Linked DNA regions of Homo sapiens: all the other regions are linked to region 3. The links are chromatin contacts, found by Hi-C or POLR2A ChIA-PET in ENCODE. All regions are on one chromosome and are shown on one strand. The core of a region is the stretch at or near the end of the contact, and the rest is flanking DNA. Distances in the headings are between cores, read along the strand shown.

Region 1 (3,358 bases), core at 346-2,845, 620 kb before region 3:
AAACCCACAAATGAAATGCAATAGGAAATTCTACACAGCTGTTTCTCCTGCAAGCATGGACCCATAGCAGATCCTGGAGCACAATTTAGAGTGGCCACATGCCAACAAGAAGCTTGCTGGGGCATTGCGACAGGGCTCTGCGCAGCATACAAACCTCCGTTCAACAACTCAGAGTGCTAACACTTGAGAGACAGTGAATAATGGTGGAGAGAAAAACAATCAATTGGAAATGATGGGGTTAAAATAGAACCTGACTTCTGGTACTGGTAACTCTCTTGTCAATCAAGCACCTAATTATGCCCAGGTTACCCTGTTACCAAACGGCCCAGTGAACTGTAGTGAGTTTTAGATGAAAGGCAGTATAGCCGGCCCAAGAAACATTACAAGACAGAAACTTTGTCTTTGAAAAGTCAAAATTTGCTAAAATATCCAGATCGATACTAAATTGAACATTAGGTACTAAAGTATACTTTTTTAAATGAAAGGTATTTCCAGGCAGTTAATGACACATTAAGGCCCCCAAGGCAAAACTAAGCATTAACAAGGCTACTTCTTAAAGAAAACACCAAAGTCTAGCAGTGAAATGAGAGCTGATTTTTGTTCATATAGTTTCATTTTGCTTAGGACATGCTGGTTGTGACTATAAGCCAATCTGGCAGACCTTATAGACCACACATGAAGATACAAGTCAGGGCAAATCAATCCTCACAGACTGGTTATAGCTCTGGCTGTGCCAATCGGTGACTCAAGTAGACAGCCAACAAGAGAGAATGCAGTGAGCACTAACTTCAGCGCCAGCATCTAACAACTGCATTGGCACTTACTGGAATAATATGCTTTATATTGATATTTAGCAACCTAGAAGCAGATAATATTCTATAAGCTGGTAGAAAGGAAGCCATCAAACTAAATAAAGCAAAAGTCCCCTTCTGCTGATTTTGCTTAACTGTTGAGATCAAGCCAGCGGGCATGAAGTTAGTGGTTTTTTGTACACTATGCACTTAGAACTTTGTCATCTTCTGTCTGGAACAGCCACAGAGGCTTCCCCAGAGTAGGCACTCGGTATTTGTCAGTTGGCACAGAAATTCAGCTTAACAGCTCAGGGACACAGCTGAGGGCACTGGATGCAGGACTGCATTACAACTTTAAGTGGATGGATGTAGGAAAGGGTCATTAACATGGGAGCCATGCAATATTGGGTGAGCAGAAATGCAGACCAAAATTCCAAGAACAAGACCTGCCGTAAAACAGGAGGCATGCTGTTCTTTAGATTTTTCTGGGTCAAGAAGCCATTCAGATGAGGTGATACTCTCTCTTCAGGAGGAAAAAGGAGTCCCTTTGCCCTGTGGTTTATCCCCAGGTCATCCCCACTTCAGGGAATCTGGCTTAAGGTCTGGGTTTCAGAAATTCTTTTTCTACTAGGTTAGTTGTCTCAAGGATGGTGCCTCACCTTCCACAAAGGGAGGCTGCCGGCTGACGAATTGGTCCTCACAGACTTGTTTGCTTTTCTTAACCTGTTGGGTCAGGCAGCCCTGATCATCTCTGCCAGATGCTGCTCCACCCACAGTGGAGCACAGGGCAAGAGTGAAGGCCATAAAAGGAAGACATGGGCTTGCAAGGGGCCAAGTCAGTTTCCGTCAGGGAAAGCCTCTCGGCAGGCTGCGCTGCCGTGCAGCCAGCTCACCAAGCAGACACTTGTAGGAAGCAGGGAAAAGGTGGCTTTTTCCAGAACTGACACTTATTTGGTGCCATAGAGATTCTAGCAGATGGAAAGATGTAGTGAACCAGGAGTTTGGCTGTGAAGGAAGATGGGAGCATCTGCAGGAGTAGCTAAAGTGGAGTAGGAATGTGTGTGGGCACTGAGTGGCAGTGGTGGGGGCCGTGGAGGAACCAAGCCGGGGCTGACGCGGTAACCACCTTATTCACCGGCAGCGCCAGAGCCAGTACGCCGACCTTGTGCGCCTCTTGAGAATCCTCCCAACAGACACTTGTACGGAGAAAACACATGTGAAAAAGAGGAAAGCTCACGGGACTGGGAGGAGGCAGCATGCCTGAGCTGCAGATCTATTTTTACTCAGCAGTCAAGCCATGTTAGTGCCTTTTTGGATCTCATCTATAAAAGGTGGCAGCTGATCAAGGGACCACTAAGGTTCTTTCCGCACCTAAATTCTAAGGCTCTATTATCCTCTTCCAAAAGGAAGCAAATGAGCTTGGTAGCACATGCAACACAGAAAACTGGAGAAGCAGTCTTTGGGGAAATTCAGGGACTTCCCTGTGATTCGCCTCGGAAGGAGATTCAATATGAAAAAGACACAAGGGACACCAATTCAAGTTTGTACCAAGATCAGGCCCAGGGACTTGCTGTGCAGACAGGTTATGTTCACTGGGGTGAGTGCTACAGAAAAGGGAAATTCATCCACTTGTTTTTCTCTTTGGTGAGGGAACGCATGATTCAGAACAGCCTAAGCTATCACATGCATATGGTTGTGGTGCTCTCCTCAGGGTAACTAACAGGCACGAAGAAATTTAGATGTAAGTGGCCTTAGTCAATCAGAAGGGATGAGCTTTCATTTTGAACGATAACTAGGGGTGCTGATCTGGAGCAATAACCCAAGAAAAGACAGTCAGATCTTGGATGGAAGGGAAGGACTGAACCAATCACTCCCTGCAATAAAACTGCATTTTCCTACTACACATCATAACTTCCCTTCCTCACTCTTCAAAACGCATAAATGATAGCACTGGAATGTCTTTCCCAAAAAAGTTGAAGTGTCTTGGTCAGCAAAGCGATTATTTAGAAAAAGTAAAAAAGATTTGAATGAATGCACCTCCTTATTCAGTTATTCATCTAAATGACAATTAAGACAGACTATCCTTCATTTGAAAGGAATCTGTAAGATGACTGAATGAAGTGAGGAATTATCTCTATGAGCTCCTAGAACAATGCAAGGCTCACACATGTAGCTCTATGCACGTTACGTGTTTATTTTTCTTTTTTTAGAGACAGGGTCTTACTCTGTTGCCCATGCTGGAGTGCAGTGACTCAATCACAGCTCCCTGCAACCTTTAACTCCTGGGCTCAAGTGATCCTCCCACCACAGCTTCCCGAGTAGCTGGGACCTCAGGCATGCGCTACTGTGCCTAATTTTTTTTTTTCAGAGACAGTGTCTCACAGAGTTGCCCAGGCTGGTCTTGAACTCCTGGGCTCAAGCAATCCACCCGCCTCAGCCTCTCAAAGGGCAGGGATTACAAGTGTGAGCCACTGTGCCCAGCCAGGTACATTTTTAGAGGGCTCCCAATTGCACTGGCCTGGTTGTGTATTACTGTATATATTGTGGTTCTTGAGTTCAACTTTTCT
Region 2 (3,415 bases), core at 686-3,185, 650 kb before region 3:
GCGGGCCTCAAATCAATACTGGTCCGTGGGCTGTTGGGAACGGAGCTGCACAGCAGGAGGTGAGCGGCAGGCCAGTGAGCATTACTGCCTGAGCTCCGCCTCCTGTCAGACCAATGACAGCATTGGATTCTCATAGGGGAGCAAACTTTATTGTGAACTGCGCATGTGAGGGATCTAGGTTGCAATCTCCTTATGAGAATCTAATGCCTGATGAGCTGAGGTGGAATAGTTTCATCTCCAAACCACCTGTCCCCACCCCTGCCCTGTCCGTGGCAAAATTGTCTTCTGCAAAACTGGTCCCTGGTGCCAAAAAAGTTGGAGACTGCTGCTTATAGACCTTAACAGAGCTTTCTTTTTTTTGAGACAGGGTCTTGCTTTGCTGCCCAGGTTGGAGTGCAATGACGTGAACATGACTCACTGCAGCCTTGACCTCCCGGGCTCAAGTGGTTCTCCCACCTCTGTCTACTGAGTAGTAGGCACTACAGGCCCGCACCACTATGCCCGGCTAATTTTGATATTTTTGTAGAGACAGGTCTTGCTAAGTTGCCCAGGCTGGTATGAACTGCTGGGCTCAAGCAATCCTCCTGCCTCAGCCTTCCAAAGTGCTGGGATTACAGGCCAGAACGAGCCTTTTGATCTCATATATTATTATACCTGAAGTTTCTTAAGTAAATTTAAACTAGTTTATAAAAGGATAATTCAGGAAATGTAAAATTACTTGGTATGGATATGCCTGTCACTTCAAGTGTCTCTCTTTGCCCTGAATATCTCAAGTTATTAGTTATTTTATATAACATCAGACCCTTAGCACATTGATGTGTTTTAAATCCCTTCATAAATATGACTCCAAAGTACTGATGGAGAGTCAGAAAATAATTGCATTCTGCTTGAAACTTTACAACCTTCCTTTTTAAACAAATGTTTCTGTTTAATGTAACAAATGTAATGGCCTTTGGCCAAAAGTAATAAAATTCTTACTTGATCATAAATTCCTAAATTTCCCTAGTCTGTTTGCAAACAGTGAGCTTTTTTCCTGTCTGAAAAGCCAGAGCTCAGGACCGAATGACATAGTGGCTATTTGTATTACATTCTAATACACAGTGCTCTAGTTTTCTTTCTTTCACTTGTTTCATTTCCCAGTACCTATTCTAATGCAGTGCTAAATCAGTGTGTTTTTTGTTAGCTTTATTGAAGTATGATTTATATTAAATTCACCCACTGTAAGTGTACATGGTGATTCAGTAAACCTGTAGCATTGTGCCAGCCTCATCATAATCCAGATTTGGAACACTTTCATCATCCCCCTGAAATTCTCATGAGCCTGTCTGCAGTCAGTCCCCACTCCTCCCCTCCTTTCTCTTCACCCTAGGTAGCCACTGATCTGCTTTCTGTCTATAAATTTGTCTTTTCTGGGTATTTCATATAAATTGAATCACACACTATATTTAATCTTTTGCATCTGGCTTCTCTCACTTAGCATAATATTTTTGAGGTTCACTTCATCCATAGTGTAGAATTTTTTATAGCTGAATAGTATTCCCTCATATGCATATATCACATTTTGTTTATTCATTCACCAATAATGGTTGTTTGGATTGTTTCCAATTTTTGTCTATTATGTGTGATGCCATGAATGTTCATGAACATATCTTAATTGACCATATGCTTTCATTTATCTTGGGTAGTTTCATATACGTGGAATTGCTGGGTTTTATTGTAACATGATTTTAACTTTTTAAGAAACTGCAAACTGTTATCCAAGTGGCAGTACCATATGTTTCCATCAGCAACATATGAGATTTCCAGTTGCTCCTTGTCCCCTCCAACACTTGATATTGCCTTTTCCTTTGATTATATCCATTCTCCTGGGTGTGAGACATGGTGTCATTGTGGTTAAATGAATGTACAGTGCTTTCAAACAGCATCTTTTTCCTAAAGAAAATGATTGCCCTCTAGTGGCTCATTCTGCACATTACACTTGGGAAAGGGGCACTAATGAGAAGTCTAAAGCTCAGAACAGGCTTGTTAAAATTTACATTCATTTCACAGCATCCCTGGTTTAGCACACTGAACACAATTTGAGTCCAGTTTCAAAATGTTTTACTTCATTACTACTATTAATAATACCCAGGAGCTGAGCTGGTTGGCTGTGGCTTTTACATAATCCCAAGAGGTACATTATAGTCAAAACTAAATTTGTGTGCTTTAGATCTTATCCACTTTATGCACTAAGATCTTTTGCTATAACAAGGGTTTAGACCTGTAGAGTGGCTAACGCCTACAAAGAAGGGGAAAAAAGGCCAGAGATGGTTATTGTTTACTCAAACCTATTACATCCTTTCAAATCAGAGCCAGAGGAATAAATCATTTTTACTAGTGGAATGAATATAAATTCTTTTTAATGAATTGGACACAAATGTGTCTGGTGGCTTGTTGGTATTTTCAGGTAACACCTTGTAAATATGCCTATGGAGAGTTGTAAAAATTTAGGAGACTAGGTCTCGGCTGCTCCTAGGGCTCTGCTGAAAGGACAGAACACTATGCATGTTTAAAAAAAAAAAAAAAAAGTTAAAACTTTGAGCTAAGTAAGGAACCTGGCCAGGGATTTACTTATTTAAGGCATGTGTATTTGGTAAGTAAAAAAAGATGTGGCTTCAGGAAATTAGGGTAGTAGAAGCAAACATTTAATGATTTAACATAAGAAGTTTTTGCTTTAAAGCTATCACTCACACAGGTGATGTCATTTATTTTTTAGAAAGTGGAGAGAATGTATATATGTGAAATTTCCCTGAGCTCTTAGGCTTTAGATTTCCAAATTACCCAACAATGCATTTTATTGTCCTGACATGTCTATGAAATCACATGTATACATGTGTGTATTTTACGCCTGAACACAGAATAGCAGAGCCTGATGGATGGGACTGCCTATGGTTGACCTACTGCTTTACTCAATTTGAGGTAAGGGGAAGGAGGGGGCATTTTTGTATGTGACATTGGGTACACAGTGATTCCACTCCTTAGTAAGTATGGTCCACTCCACTTATCAGTTAGAGGTGGATAAGGGAGTATAAAGATTAGGATAAGAGAACATTTAGCCAAGTCTAGGGGGTAAGCTTTGGATATGAGGAAGGAGATTAAGATAATTTTTAAACATGTATCAGAACCTATAAAATGTTGACACTATGAATACTGGGTTTTTTTGTTTGTTTGAGACGGAGTTTTGCTCTTGTTGCCCAGGCTGGAGTGCAATGGCACGATCTTGGCTCACTGCAATCTCTGCCTCCTGGGTTCAAGCAATTCTCCTGCCTTAGCCTCCCGAGTAGCTGGGACTACAGGCATGCGCCACCACACCTGGCTAATTTTGTATTTTTAGTAGAGACGGGGGTTTCTTCATGTTGGTCAGGCTGGTCTCAAA
Region 3 (3,728 bases), core at 890-3,389:
ATGTGGCTTTTAAAAAGCAAATGATCCATTCCACATTTGAACTAAACCTATGGTCAGGTGAGCTTTAAGAAGAGAGGTTAATTTGGAGACACAGTCTGAAACAGTGCATGTTTCAGTACTTCACAAATATTAAGAACTTTGTTATTTTACTTTCTTTGAGTGCCACTTTGGTGTTCCACAACTACATCTATACAGATAAACAAGGGTCTGAAGGAAAGGAAAAGGGCTGTTAAGGTTAGCTATAAATGATGTTTGGCGATTAGGGTCCCTCTAGTGGTAGCTAGCTTAAATACGCTTAGGCAGCAACAGAGTGGTGTACCCTACATATTTGTGGTGGTGACCCACGGTTTATAAAGCCACCTCAATTTAATTCTAAATTCTTATTATAGCAGTGCTGTTATGAGTCAACTCTCACTAAAAATTTTTAGTATTTTGTTTTCTTAATGTAGATTTGGGAGCTTGTGGATAATTGTCTTAATGATCCTAGTCTCCTTTGTTTCTGTGTGTGTGGACTTCCACTTTCTTCTTATCTAAAAGCCACAACCAGTCACTTTTCAGGGCACTCAGTTTGATGAAGTTTTAAGAGTCTCCAAAATGATGGCTCTGTTGTTACTCCTTGTGTTTGGCATATAACTAGAGTTAGATAAAATAATCAAACCGATGAAGATCAAAATGTCAGGTTTATTATCAATAAAAGTGATATTGAAGAATGTGGCTCAGTTGTGTGGTAACAGTAGGTTTCCTAGGACTGCACCAGAAATAGCCATTTTTCTGGTTGCCTGCCAGGCCTTGCTCTGCAGGGTTAGTCCCTTTTACATAAAGTGACACATAATTTGTTGTGCAAACCAAGACACTTTTGAGAGTCGAAGGGATGAAATGCCAGGACTGTCCTGAAAACTGTGGCATAAGGCCACTGACTTTTATCTCATGACAGCAGCCAAAACAGAAAGCACATTGTCTTCAGGCAGACAGATCCCTGAGAGAAAGGGCAGAAAGGAGCTTAGCTCAGCATGCTCAGTTGCTTCTCCCTAACACACCAATTAGATAAATAAATTCTTTACCCTTGAAGAGAAGTAAGGGATGGTCCAAGAAGCCAGTTGTGCTCATGGAAAATCCATCCATAGATTCCATAGTGGTATGGAATGGAGGGTTTTCTAATCAACCCTGCTCCTAATATTTGCACAGCCAGAGTGGGGTGCTCTAGGCATAGGGACTGAGGAGTGGAGTGCAAGTGCTGATTGTTAGCGTATCTTCTCAACTTCATATTTAATGATATGATGCTTGCTTGGTACACTCGAAATTGGCCATGGTGGGAGTTTTGGCAAACTACAAACCAGGGCTTTCTTTCCTCCTTTCCAGAAGAGCTGGTTGTTAAAAAATCATCAGCACACCACTTAGCCCTGGACAGATTTTATTTCTGCTGGGTTTTATGGCTTAGACTTGCCACTGCCCCCACCAGCTGGGAAAGATGTCTGTGATCAGTGATCATAGGTACATTTGTTATTGCCATGAAAAACTCCAACCTCAGCACCTTCTATATGCCTCATAGGGCTGCACTCCATTGGTCCTACTTCCCATGGCCTCAACAGCTGCAGTGTAGTGTGTGCTCTGAGTCTTCTGACCTGGCAGAGCCAAGGAGCCTGAGGATAGGTTTTCCATTTGGCACTGAGACTGGCCATTCAGTGCATGCCCGCATAGTTCCTTGCCAAGTCTACGGAAATGGAAAGCATAAGTGTGACTTTGATGCTTTTAGAATCTTCCAGGCATTGACAATGAGAAACAGGATTGTTCATAGGGGAAGTGAAATTCCTGACAATAGCCTCATCAGTAGAACCATAAAGTACCTGAGTTTTAGAAGTTAGAAGCACTGAATTTGAGTCCTGTTTATGTGAAATATAACTAAACTTTGTAAACAAATTTTTATTGTTTGGAGTGTTGGTTTCTTATAAAGCAGGAAAAATACTCTCCCATAAAAATAAAGTTTTGAGGATAGAATGAAATAGCATGTGAAAATGAGTTATAAATCTTAAAGAGCTAGGTTAATGTAAAGCATAAGCATTATAAGGAATGTGCATATTTTGTGGCAAAAGAGAGATTAGTTAGTGCCGACATTTTAGCTAATTATTTGCAGGATGGGAGGCAGAACTGGATTATCTGGATTATCTATAAAGCTGACTAAGCGTGTGCTTAGCCCTCCAGCAAAGGAGTATTGAGTAATGTTTTTTGTTGGGTGGGGGGGGAATTAAATATTTCTCCTCTAACTCACCAGAAAAAATTAATTGTCATCGGAAAATAGAAATTTGTTGGATTTCTTTATGCTTGTTTTATAGTTTATTGCTTTAAAATTGTAATTTGTAAGGGAGTTGGGGTACTGCATTCTTAAAAAGCACTTAGAATCTCTAAAAAAACTTAACCTAGTCACCATGACATAGTCCCCTTGTATTCTTGTACCTTTCAATGCCTTGAAAAGATCTGGGGTGAAGGAGGACTTCAGGGGTACCTGTTGTATCATGTACTTTGTATAGGCCACAAAAGGGCTGTATTTTTCCTTTGCATTATAGGCAGATTCCAAATACAAAATTAATTTAGTGTGAAGCTTCCTAGTAAAACACAAAATAAATGATATGTAATATTGAATAAGAACTATGTTTGATATTTTAAAAAGAACTTAAAAATGGAAATCTTCCAGGTTCAGGCCAATTTTTTATGTTTGGGTTTTTCAAATGCATATTGGCCTCCCTCTAGTGGTAGCTGAGGCAAACTGAACCAAAACCCGGGGCACAAAGCTCGTCTCTGAATCAAAAATAGAGTTTTCAACATCTAAGTCTCTATTTTAATGGCTGGAAAGCATGTAGCTAATATCAGGTTTTGCATTATTTAGATCCTTGGGTTAATTTGAAGTTGTTGTCCCTATAGCATTTGGGCTTTTTTGAACTTTTCTTGTGTTTATTTTTGGTTAATGGAGTGTGTATGTTGTTTTCCACAAAAATGAAGCCCTTTGTTCACTTTTAAATTTCAAATTTTTGATGTTTATGTAATATCTTCTGGCATGAATTATAGAAAAAATGTGTTAATAAGTTTTTGGTAAAACTTGAGATTATTCTTATAGTTTTTTTGGGTAAAAATTAATATATGCAAAAAAATTCAGCCTGGATCCGATGATGACTCTAGATTTAGCTAGCAATTTTCAGAAAACCCAAAGGATGGACAAACATGTTAAAATACCAAGGAGATGTAATCAGTCAGTCAAACTCAGACTGAGAAAGTTCATAGGACATAAAAGCACATTTTTTCAACAAATACATTGCAAGAGGGGGAAAAAGGGAGAGGAAAATGGAACATGAAAATTAAAAGATATTTAAAATACAATAATAATTTACCATATCTCATCTTTGTTTGGATGCTGATTAAATAAGCACCATGGAAAACCCCTATTTGTAATATTTATGAGACAATTAAAATGTCGACACTAAATGTTTGATATTATTAAGGAATTATTTTTAGATGTGATAATGATATTTCAGTTGTGTTAGTTTTGTTATAAAGACAAGCTATTGCATTTTAGAGATTCATCCTGAAATATTTATAAGGGAAATTATATGATATCTAGGATTTCCTTCAAAATAGTCTCAAGGGAAGGGATAGATGGAGGTGTGGATAGGCCAGATTGGCCATGGGCTTGGTACTGGATGGTTATCTGGGAATTCATGATACTATTTTATCTACTT

What was found. A loop is a pair of places that touch in the nucleus more often than their neighbours do. ChIA-PET counts read pairs that join two places held with the same protein, here RNA polymerase II (POLR2A). Pooled maps may share reads with other maps.
Region 1: a loop to region 3 is called in a map of esophagus squamous epithelium, with 7 times the contacts of the local background. The contact joins two enhancer-like sites. A Hi-C loop is called at or near these places in 4 of 168 maps with a recorded cell type or tissue (CD4-positive, alpha-beta T cell, esophagus squamous epithelium, mammary epithelial cell and 1 more) and 13 of 50 pooled maps.
Region 2: a loop to region 3 is called in a pooled map, with 6 times the contacts of the local background. The contact joins two enhancer-like sites. A Hi-C loop is called at or near these places in 2 of 37 single-sample maps with no recorded cell type and 12 of 50 pooled maps. POLR2A ChIA-PET finds 5 or more read pairs at or near these places in 1 of 52 experiments (OCI-LY7).

What each region holds. Positions count from the first base shown.
Region 1 is chr4:87,119,213-87,122,570 of GRCh38, reverse strand. The region is part of intron 12 of AFF1 (ALF transcription elongation factor 1); the gene reads right to left. Among named protein-coding and RNA genes, the nearest start is that of KLHL8, 100 kb to the left of the region's middle. RefSeq lists an enhancer at 1,865-2,440. Within about 2 kb of position 1,595, at least 20 of the 41 ENCODE cell types and tissues checked have a DNase peak (open chromatin) inside an H3K27ac peak, as active enhancers do.
Region 2 is chr4:87,149,516-87,152,930 of GRCh38, reverse strand. No RefSeq gene overlaps it. Among named protein-coding and RNA genes, the nearest start is that of KLHL8, 69 kb to the left of the region's middle. RefSeq lists enhancers at 1-6, 7-507 and a silencer at 1,864-1,913. Within about 2 kb of position 1,935, at least 2 of the 41 ENCODE cell types and tissues checked have a DNase peak (open chromatin) inside an H3K27ac peak, as active enhancers do.
Region 3 is chr4:86,495,307-86,499,034 of GRCh38, reverse strand. It overlaps a transcript of MAPK10 not described here. Among named protein-coding and RNA genes, the nearest start is that of MIR4452, 45 kb to the left of the region's middle. RefSeq lists an enhancer at 252-361. Within about 2 kb of position 2,139, at least 4 of the 41 ENCODE cell types and tissues checked have a DNase peak (open chromatin) inside an H3K27ac peak, as active enhancers do.